2 separate regions of the Homo sapiens genome follow, and region 2 is linked to region 1. Evidence: read pairs that join two places in POLR2A ChIA-PET (ENCODE). Cell type or tissue: B cell. All regions are shown on one strand. Each heading gives the region's core, and the rest is flanking DNA. Links, peaks and the distances in the headings are about the cores only.

Evidence for each region. ChIA-PET counts read pairs that join two places held together with the same protein. Peaks named below come from ENCODE experiments on the same cell type or tissue, not always from the same donor. Only the 100,000 strongest peaks of a DNase experiment are listed, where the experiment ranks them.
Region 2: POLR2A ChIA-PET joins it to region 1 with 15 read pairs; 10 of 35 experiments call an interaction of 5 or more read pairs at or near these places.

What each region holds. Positions count from the first base shown.
Region 1 is chr2:136,236,009-136,241,384 of GRCh38, forward strand. No RefSeq gene overlaps it. Among named protein-coding and RNA genes, the nearest start is that of CXCR4, 120 kb to the left of the region's middle. RefSeq lists enhancers at 1-931, 28-528, 3,161-3,230. In B cell, for the core only: no CTCF peak of the experiment used is centred there; DNase peaks (open chromatin) are centred at 3,003 and 4,113; H3K4me3 peaks cover 1,430 bases; H3K27ac peaks cover 5,000 bases.
Region 2 is chr2:136,325,119-136,330,494 of GRCh38, forward strand. It overlaps the pseudogene UBBP1. Among named protein-coding and RNA genes, the nearest start is that of CXCR4, 210 kb to the left of the region's middle. RefSeq lists an enhancer at 2,200-2,329. In B cell, for the core only: no CTCF peak of the experiment used is centred there; a DNase peak (open chromatin) is centred at 2,373; H3K4me3 peaks cover 1,222 bases; H3K27ac peaks cover 1,281 bases.

The sequences.
Region 1 (5,376 bases), core at 151-5,150:
TTCCTTCGGATGCTATAGTTTAAATTCTCCCTAATTAAAATTAACAACCTTTGGGGGACATTTGAGTGCCATTATCAGTGGACTTCTTAGTGGAGAATTATTTTCCAAGCCAAAGGACAACACCCCCAAACTTGGCTGCTACTTGACATTCCTGTGTGCCGGACTTACGTGAGTCTTTTTAACTAATGACAATGGTGAGCTGAGAAGGTCCTCCAGGGGATATGACTCACAGTGACTCAGGTGCACCAGAGCCTTGATCTAGCCCTATTGTTTTTCGTCAATAGGCCTTTGCCATGATCCAGCTGGAATATCAGTGGAATTGAGCTGGTCATGATAGAAAGAGAGGCCATTCAATGCCAATGCTCTTGTGAGATGCCTGGTAGTGCCGGTTACCTCTGCAGTGGCTGGCCCTGGTCTATGTGTGCTGTCTAACCACATAGATGATGGTGGCAGTGCCTAATGGTCCAGGCAGATGGGGGCCTGAATGAGCAGAGGGAAGGCATCAAACACATCTCAGGGCACAGCCTTGACAACATCAGATGCCTCCTAGGTTCTTCTCATACATAATAATGAAACTTTTCCACAGCCCTGCAAAGCACTGGTTGCTGTTTCACATGGGACAAATGCCTGTGTTGACCCTCAATTCCAGCCCACGGAGCTGACCTCCTGTGTCTTCTTCACTACCCCTCTATAGGGCTTTTTACTCCCATTTGAGAAAAGAATGATGCCTCCATTTAGAAGGAAACATACTGCACCCCAGGCTGGGCCTTTTGTATTTGGCTCAAGAGCTGTGCAGTGTTTGTTTTTTCCCTGCCACACATCCATTTCCCCTTCCTTTAGAAGCAGCATTCTAGTTTTCCTTGGGGTCAGCATCCCTTCCTCAGCCTTAGCCAATGTGTGGGCCAGATAGAGCTGACCCCACCCTCTGGAGTACTGGCATATGTGTGTGACCTAGGTCCGGCCAGTTGGCATCATAGTGCTTGTTTCAGAGATGGACACATATAAGTCAAGCTGGACCGATGGGTATTAGCTCTGGGGTTTTTTATGTAACTATTGACAAAGAGGTGCTTGCTTTCCTCTGGGGCTGCTAACTTGGTAGGGTATAAAGTTGGAGCTGCTGGTAGATTATCTACATGAATAAATAAGAAGAGCTTGCCCAGAGAATAAAGTAAAACCAAGAGGCAGAGGGAGAGAGACATGTTCCTGAAGACAGTGTTTGAGCACCTGGGTACCTGAATGTGGATCGTTTAAAAAATTACACAAGCCAAATTAATAAGCTTTTTTGTCTGAACCATTTTGAGCTGGTGTTTTTGTCACTTACAGCCTAAATAATTTTGGATAATAAAAAGTTCATCAAAAAGGTGTACAATTAAATTTAGGAACTTTGAGGTTGCAGTGCTGTGATCCCACCACTGCACTCCAGCCTGGGTGACAGAGCAAGACACAGTCTCAAAAAAATTTTTTTAAAGGAACTTGTATTTTCCTGAGGACTGTGCCTTCACATATTGTCTGTGGTACTAGCAGTCTACCACCTACCCAGGGACCACAGAAATCTTGGGTGGCAGAAACGGGCAGTACTTTTACATCTCCGATACCTGTGGCTTTTGGCCACCTCGATTTTAGAGAAGAGAGTCATAGGTAATGTTTAGTTGAAGAACTTTCCTCAACCAATATTTTCCAGATAACTTATATTTTTCTTACTTGTTTTCTGTAATATTGAAAAAGTGTCCAGGCAAATACTGACCCTCTGGGCTATATAGAAAAGGTATAGAAATCATTCACTGGAATGTAAAGTTGAGTGTATTCTGAGCTTTAATGGATCTGAAACATTTCAGGAGAATATCACGAAGTTCTGGAATCATCATTTCAGCATAGGACCTTAGAGTCCTGTTCTGGTTGAACCTCTTTATCCCAGAGGAGAAAAGATTCAGAGAGACAAAGAAGTTTCGCTTAAGGCTCATGGTGAATATAGTTGCAGACAATCAGTACAAATGAAGAGGAGAGAGGGTCCTGCTGAATACCTCATAAAGACCAGAAACTAGACCCTTTGCTTACTGTATTATAACTCTTTGAACAGATTCCCAGCTGAAACCATCAGAAGAGATGATTGGACTCACTGCTGAAACATCCAGCAGTGTGGCCTAGCTTCAGGTAAAGATGGATCCAGGAGTTTGGAATCAAATCCTAAAGACAAAGTCTCTTTTTTTTCTCTGTGTTAATTGTGCTGCTTTCCTTTGTGTTGGTTTTAATTCCCCAGCAGGTTCTGTCCACATGGTAGCTTCTGGCAGCTGTTAAGATTTTGTGCTACCAGATTAGTAATTCCAGTTGATGAACAGCTTATATTTCCCAATAGTTCCAGCAGAATCTCAGGAGTCATGTTTGTGGGCTCCAAAAGGGTAACTCCTGAATCAGTCAGTATGACCAGGGGTTTGCTGTCAGCATCATGGGCCAACTCAAATCAGCTGAGTGGAGACTGAGAGTAGGGGAGGGGTGGGCAAGGTGAACATGCTGTTACCTGGAGGAGGAATCATTGCCAGAAACACTAGAGGGCCACTACTCTTACGATGGGCAAGGAGGAGGTGGGGTGGGGGAGGGCCAGAGATTTTCTTTCAGGAGCTAAATCCCAGGGCTTAGTAATGGTATTTGGCCTTAAGCCTGCAAATGGCACTTTCATCCAGCAATATAAGCCCTGAAGTTTTTCTCAGCTGCAGAGAAGAGGTTTCCAGGAGGGTGTCAGTTTGGCCCTTGCTGGTGGCCTGGCCTCTGCTAAACATCTCGGCCGTGCTCCTCCATTTTCTGGCCGTGATAAGGCACCCCGCCAAGCATATCTCAGACAAATATCTGTATTGTTTGTGGTGTGATTGTGACTTCCTGTCTTCCAATTTAGTTTTCTGCCTTACTTTTCACTGTCTGGGTCATTTGATACTACATCTGGCACTTCCTGTTTTTTAAGACTCTGACTCTAGTCATCTGACTGTAGAAAACAGAGGTCAACTTCTTCATAAGTGATGCCAGCTTTAGTCACTTGTTTTGGTATACTAGTTGAGATTTGCGTAAGGAAAATTGTCAGGTGTCTGCTGGTTTTCTTAGCCTCAGACACTTCCCTATTTATAAGTTTTTGTTTTTCAGACATTGGGACTTTCTCCCCCTTGTGTGGATGTGGTGGGAGTGGGTGATCTCTGCCCTGTCCCTACAAATAATTCAACGGTGGTTCTCTCTCTCTTAAGGAGAACTACCAGTCCCGTAGATGCAGCTCTAGAATGAGGGTGCTTTGGGCATAACAGGCTCAGCCATCCTTCTGGTGTCTCGCCCTGTCTCCTTTCCCATCCTTGGGTTCACTTCTCTCCCTTTTTCTCTTCACTTCAAAAGTGGTTAGCTCCAGTTAAATACCTGGAGTTGGGACAGCAGAAAAGCTGCTAAATGCAGATTTGCTTTTTCTCACTAAAGAAAGAGGAACATTTTAGTCACTAATTTTCACTTCATTTAACCTTTCTTTCCACAGAATGGCCTGACTTTTGCTGGAAGGGGACAAAGCCCTAAGACATTTATATCCATGAGTAGAACATTTATGATATCACTTACACAGCTTCCTGGCCTGAGCTTTTCCAGACTTAGCTTATATTTTAGTCAAAGTAGAGGGATGGATTTAAGGAATTGTCTAAGATAAGTGAGAAGAGAGGACATTTGTCCTACCTAAAGGCAATGGCAGCTTGTGGGTGTGGCGGGGGGAATCTATAAAAAACATCGAAACAGGCTGGGCATGGTAGCTCACGCCTGTAATCTGAGCACTTTGGGAGGCCAAGGTGGGCGGATCACCTGAGGTCAGGATTTTAAGACCAGCTTGGCCAACATGGTGAAACCCCATCTCTACTATACAAAAATTGGCCAGGCATGGTGGTGGGTGCCTGTAATCCCAGCTACTCGGGAGGCTGAGACAGGAGAATGGCGTGAACCCCGGAGGCAGAGGTTGCAGTGAGCTGAGATCGCTCCACTGCACTCCAGCCTGGGCGACAGAGCGAGACTCTGTCTCAAAAAAAAAAAAAAAGAAACAAACACTTGAGGCTTGACATTCTGCTCCTTCTCCATGTGAGGTCTTCACTGAGCAAAAGCAATGGTTAGCTGTGGCAGCTGTGAAGAATCAGAGCATGGCTGTGGGTATGTTCCACCAGCATCTCCAAGGCTGTAGCTGGACTTCACAAAGGCTCAGTTTCCAGATGAGCTGCCTCTGACTGCCCTACTTCCCAGGGGCATGGGAGGTGAAGGCCAAATCTCCTCTCCTCTTCTCTCCTACTTTCACCTCAAGCAGTGGGACCACTGGAGCTGTGGAAATGTCTAGGCCTCCAGTGTTTCTGCCAATAGGGTCACAAGAGCAAGGAAAATCTCTTGTCTCTGAATTCTCCCTTCACTTGTCTTACCTGGGTGATGATGGAGGGGCATGTTGGAAGTCTGTCTGGCTAATTGTGTAAGAGTGTGTGTGTGTGTGCACGTGCACACACATACATGTGAGACACACATGCTCAGCAACATCCCAGCTCAGGCCTTCATATTCCTCAGTTAGAACTACAGAATTAAGTGCTTACCTTACCCATTGAAAGAGAGGCAATACTGCTCAGTGTCATGACTTAAAACAAGGGAAAAACCAACCAAATCCCAAACCAAACAAAAACTCCCTTGTTTTGTTGTAATGCTTTAAATGACCTCATTTCTTCTCCAAAGCCACCTCATGAGGTTGGAAGGACAGGCATCATGGATGGATGGGAGGTTTTAGATGGGGAGAGGGAAGGAACCCACCTGTCAGTGGGCTTCCACATCCAGCGTCAGTTTAGAAGGCCTGCATTTCATTTTTAGTTGACAAAAGAAACCAAACTGGCCAGGCGCGGTGGCTCACACCTGTAATCCCAGCACTTTGGGAGGCTGAGGTGGGTGGATCATGAGGTCAGGAGATTGAGACCATCCTGGCTAACACGGTAAAACCCTGTCTCTACTAAAAATACAAAAAAAAAAAAAATTAGTCAGGCTTGGTGGCGGGCACCTGTAGTCCCAGCTACTCAGGAGGCTGAGGCAGGAGAATCGTGTGAACCTGGGATGTGGAGCTTGCAGTGAGCTGAGATCATGCTACTGCACTCCACTCCAGCCTGGGCGACAGAGCAAGACTCCATCTCAAAAAAGAAACCAAACCAGCCAACCAGCAAACAACAACAAATGGCCTTTCACCCATACAGACAAAAGAAATCTGACGTGCCTGGAGTTTATGGAGAAGCCATCCAAAGCAGATGGGGCCATCACAAAGTTATCAATGCCACCAGAAAGGGATGGACACCTGCGGTGAAATGAGATTTCTAGAGTCCCTCTAATTGCTGCTTCCATGTAGGAAGG
Region 2 (5,376 bases), core at 254-5,253, 89 kb after region 1:
GCAGGATGGTGTTTCTCACCAACTCCTGTATCTGCTCATAGGGTCAGGGGTCACTAAAGGAAGTCCTCACTTGACCCTCAATGCCATTCTAACCAACTTGTTAACCTTTTCACTGTATCTTTCCACTGTCAACATTGCAAAATGATAGGGTTTTGAAACGTACTTCCTCTTTCTTTTCACTTCATCTTTACGGACATATTAATGAGTGGAGTAAAGCACTCAGAAGAACAGCAGGAAAAGAGGATTCATGTATGTCAGAGGAGCTGAAGGCTCTCAATAGGTTCAGAGAATTCAGGTCTTCCAGCTGCTGAGGGTGTATGCTTCCACTATGCCTCATAGCAACCCCTGAACAAAGTGGGGTCTCTAAAGTTCTATTAACAGGCTCAATTACTAAACACCTTTAACCAGAAAATATTCCCTCTGGGTCCTTTTCCTTTACATTCCATGAGTTGGAGAAGGGAAGGAATTAGTGTAGTAGTTGAATGAATGGCTGAATGAAATGATACAGTTGATAGTGTAAGACTCTACAAGCAGCAAAAGTCTTGACTATAAAAGATACTTCCTTAAAACTGAGAAGAAGATATTCATTTTTGTCCCCCACTCCCCGGATTTTCATCTCTTAGCCATTCTCCGCATTCCTCCAAAATGTGTCCTGTTTGGCAGGATCTCATGCTCTACTTTCTTGTTCTACATTTTCTGGAGTCTAAGCCTACCTTCTCTTCTCTCATTCTTCATTCCTCTATCCACCCATCTATCCTGTCATCTACCCATCCAACCGTCCATTTGTGAGAAATAAAATTTAAAAGCTGTTGGAACCCAAAAAACACTTTGAGAGATGTGAGTGTGATTTGAGTCACATAGAGTTGCTATTTTTGTTTCTCAGATTATAGATTAACTATTTTTCTTATTTTTCTTGTTCTCTATCATGGCTAGAGGCAATTAAATGACCTCAAGGACAAAAACCTCCTGCCTTCTAAATTAATGACCATTGTTACAGACTAACTTCCCCTGTGTTGTGTTGCTTTGCTTAGACCAGATGACAGACAGCCCATGACTATTACACCCTCTGTAAAAGGTGACAAATGCACCCTTTACAAAAAGAAACTGCCTATAACCAATCAAGTTGCTGTAACTATGTGACAACTTTATGAAAAATGCTGTAATCCTGCTAAAAACTCCTCTGTCTCTGTCTATATAAATGAAACCTTAACTTCTGTATTTTAAACTCTGACTCCATTTCTTTGGAATTGGTGTTTCCGGGTAGGCCATCCTCAAACTGCACTTGAATAAACTCTTTGAAAGTTGGGGTTCCGGCTGGGCATGGTGGCTCAAGCCTGTAATCCCAGCATTTTGGGAGGCTCAGGCAGGTGGATCACCTGAGGTCAGCCTGACCAACATAGCGAATCTCCGTTTCTACTAAAAATACAAAAAATTAGCCAGGCGTGGTGGCAGGTGCCTATGATCCCAGCTACTCGGGAGGCTGAGGCAGGAGAATCACCTGAACCTGGGAAGCGGAGGTTGCAGTGAGCCGAGATCAAGCCATTGCACTCCATCCTGGGTGACAAGAGCGAAACTCCTTCTCAAAAACAAACAAACAAACAAACAAACAAACAAACAAAAAACAGAGAAAGTTTGGATTCCAACAGCTTTTAAATTTTGTTTTTCACAAATGGGTGGTTCTGACTCTTTAGATTATTTTATAATATTTTATTATAGGTTGACACATCCATCCATCCTCCCATCCATCTATCCATCCATCCATCCAACCAAACATTCAGGTAAACTAATGTAAACCAGAGTGTTATTGGCTTTAAAAATCATAACATTACATTGTTCCCAGTTGAGAGAATTTCTGGCATAATAACAGACTAAAGGGGTAGATATTGAGGGAGAACACAGAGTGGGTTTAACTATCTTATGTTCTCTACTTAATCAATAGCTGGTTAACTTAAATCTGTTATGCCAGGATAAAAACAAATTTGAAGATGGTTCTGCTCAGTCCACAGTCACTTCTGCCTAGTTGCTATCATTATAGAATGTGAAATAAACTGCAGCTGTGGCCACAAAGTCCCTTTTGCTGAGGCTGGGAGGGCCCAGGTTGCAGCAGATGCGGAGGCCTCTGCCAGGCACCTGCCCTGGTCTTGCTGCTGACCTCCTTGCAGGGTTTCGGTGGTGGGGCTCCTCCTGTGGTCAGGTCACTGGGATTTCGAATACGATCTGTCCTGTCATCACTTTCACTTTGATTAGCTTCATTCTGAAGAACTTTCGACAGCATTCGCAAACATGGGTCGGCATGAGAAAACCAGTTCCTCTGTATAGGACTGATTTAATCTCTTTGTATAGAGGCTGATCTTGGGAAAAAATACACTCCTGTTTACGTCAAACATACAGGACGCGTCAGCCCACAGCCACTCTCAATGCTTCCTGGGTTTTCTTGGTGGGGGCCCCTCTGCATCGCTGGGACAGTGAGTGAAGAGATTGGCCCTGATGTGTCAGTCCCTGCTGGGCTTGGTGCTGTTGTCTCTGGGTGTAATCAAACAATCTGTATCTTAGTGGGACATCCTGCTTGCTCTGTGTGACTCAGAGCTCTCAGGCAGCTGGTTGAAGCTTTGTTTATAGTAGTGCCACCCACTCACTCCACACCCCCGACTCCCTATAAACTACTCCACAGGTGGCCAGACTTTTGGTGCAAATAAAAGTTTGTCAACTGTTGCACCCTTTCTCCTGTCTTTTTTTTTTTTTAACTTATCTAAACAAAATTAAGCTGTGGGGAGTTCATTAATAAAAGGTTTCTTTTACAACATTATTGGCACTCTGCAAGGCGCTTTGGAGGAGAGTGGGAAGATCAATATTACCTAGAGTAAAATAGCAGGGCAGATATTACTCAAGGGAAATCGGTTCTTAATAAGAGAGAGAATATGGATTTCTATCCGGGCAGTCAGTTTGAATATGATGAAACAGTGTGTTAGAGTCGGCGGTCTAGTAATTATCTGAGAAGTCTTAGAGACTATAAATGTGTGTGTGTGTTATAAAAGAACAAACCAAAAAACCTCTCAGCCAAAGCTTTTCAGAAATAAAAAGCAAGTATTTCCACAGATGACCAGACACCAAAAAATTAGAACAATGTGAATCCATTAAATGACAAAAGTGCAGAGCATCACACAGAAATGGTGTGATGACTTCCTGCGTTTGCCTCTGGGAGGGAGGCAGAGAACAGGGAGAAAATGCAGGCTTCTAGATGGGACCGCTAATGAGAAGCCATTCCTCTTCTTTAAGCCTGGGTCTTTTACTTGTCTCTTGGACGCTTCGTGAACATGTGAAAACGGGCAGAAAGCGCAGTGGAATGGTACTGAGAGCACACCAATTTAATGGGGTGCAGGTTACTCTCCATCCTTGTCATGTGAGCCAATTAACCTTCCGGCTGTTGAAATGCAACTGGCAGTTAATTGGGCCATTGTTGAGAACAGTGCAGAGGCCTTAGTACCATTTGCAAATTGCTGAGATAGGAATCTCTGGATGGCTCCTGGGATGAGGGCAAACCAGTTCAGCTGCAGCTATGGTGGAACCTTGGCTCTTAGGCCCAAGGAGTTTCCAGGTGACCCCTGGAAGTCCCAGTGCATTGCAGTCTTAGCACATTGCTCGAGAAGGTGAGGGAGAAGAAGAGAGAAATGAAAGAAAATTTCCAGATGAAGAAAAGACAGGAAAGACAGAGGAAGAAAGGAGGGAGGGAGATTGAATAAAAGAAAGAGGGAGAAGGTGAAGAAGGAAAGAGAGAGAGAGAATATATATAACGCTTTTAGGTGTTACCTTTGATCAGGGCGATTGACCAAGGTCAGCTTTCTTCAACGTGTATTCAGAGGAGGGCTCATGTCCTATAAGGTATTCATTGGTGTTTTACGGGGGAAATTTTTAAAAAGTGGGGCAGGGAAATCCACTGGTCCCACCCATTTGGGAAGTGTTTGGTTCAGCAGGTTTCTCTGGTGTAGCTCCTCTCAGAGCCTTTCGTAAACTGGAGTGCATTATGGAGCTCCAAGATGGGGCCATAGTATACAATTTCTCCTTACATTATTTTATTGAGATATTGTTTATTCAAGGACAAGCAGTCTGAGAAATGGAGTTTTTGAAATAATGATCCAGGCCTTTCCTGCAACACTGAGCTGTTTCTTTCCTTTTCTTTTTTAACCATGCAACAAAACCTTTATTAGCATTTTGAACAGGTTCAGCTATTACTGAAACTTGTAATTTCTAAACTTAAGTTGGGGCAAATGGCTATACGGCAGAGTAATGCCATCACTGGGCACTGCGAATGCAAGACTGGAGAATTAACAGCCACCCCTCAGGTGCAGGACCAGGTGCAGGGTTGACTCTTTCTGGATGTTGTAGTCAGAAAGAGTGCGGCCATCTTCCAGCTGCTTGCCTGCAAAGATGAGCCTCTGCTGGTCGGGGCTGGGGGTGGGGGGGTGCCTTCTTTATCCTGGATCTTGGCCTTCACATTTTCCATGGTGTCACTGGGCTCCACTTCCAGGGTGATGGTCTTGCCAGTCAGGGTCTTCACGAAGATCTGCATACCACCTCTCAGACACAGGACCAGGTGCAGGGTCTACTCTTTCTGGATGTTATAGTCAGAATGAGTGCAGTCATCTTCCACCTGCTTGACTGCAAAGATGAGCCTCTGCTGGTCCGGGGTAATGCCTTCCTTATCCTGGATCTTGGCCTTCACATTTTCGATGGTGTCCCTGGGCTCCACTTCAAGGGCAATGGTCTTGCTGGTAAGGGTCTTCACGAAGATCTGCATTTTGACCTGTTAGCGGATATGACGAGGCTCCGAAACACCAGTCATGTCCAGCCACAGGGACACCACCACATACTCACCCAACAAAGCCAGTCATCCCTACCACTGAGCTATTTCTATGCGAGTTCTTCCCTTGGCCCTTAAGCTGGGATAAATCCCTGTCTTCATGCAAAGTTAGAGACATGATTAGATACAAGATCTACAATATTTGTGGATAAAAACCAAACAGTTCCTTAAGAAAACTACAACTATTTTTTTTGGCTGACACCAGAGTGAAATTTCCCCCATTTATCCCCCATCAGCCTTTGGTAGGAGCACAAAAGCTACGTGGCAGGGCACATTCCAGCACCATGCCCATGACACCAACTCTCGTTCATTCATTCCTTGACGTATTTACATTCAAACTCCGTCCTCGTTTGCTGCTGTGCTGCTGGTTCTGGCTCCAAGCACTTCTTTCCTTCTTTTTTTTTTGAGACAAAGTCTCGCTGTCACCCAGGCTGGAGTGCAGTGGCGTGATCTCAGTTCACTGCAACCTCCGCCTCCTGGGTTCAAGCGATTCTCCTGTCTCAGCTTCCCGAATAGCT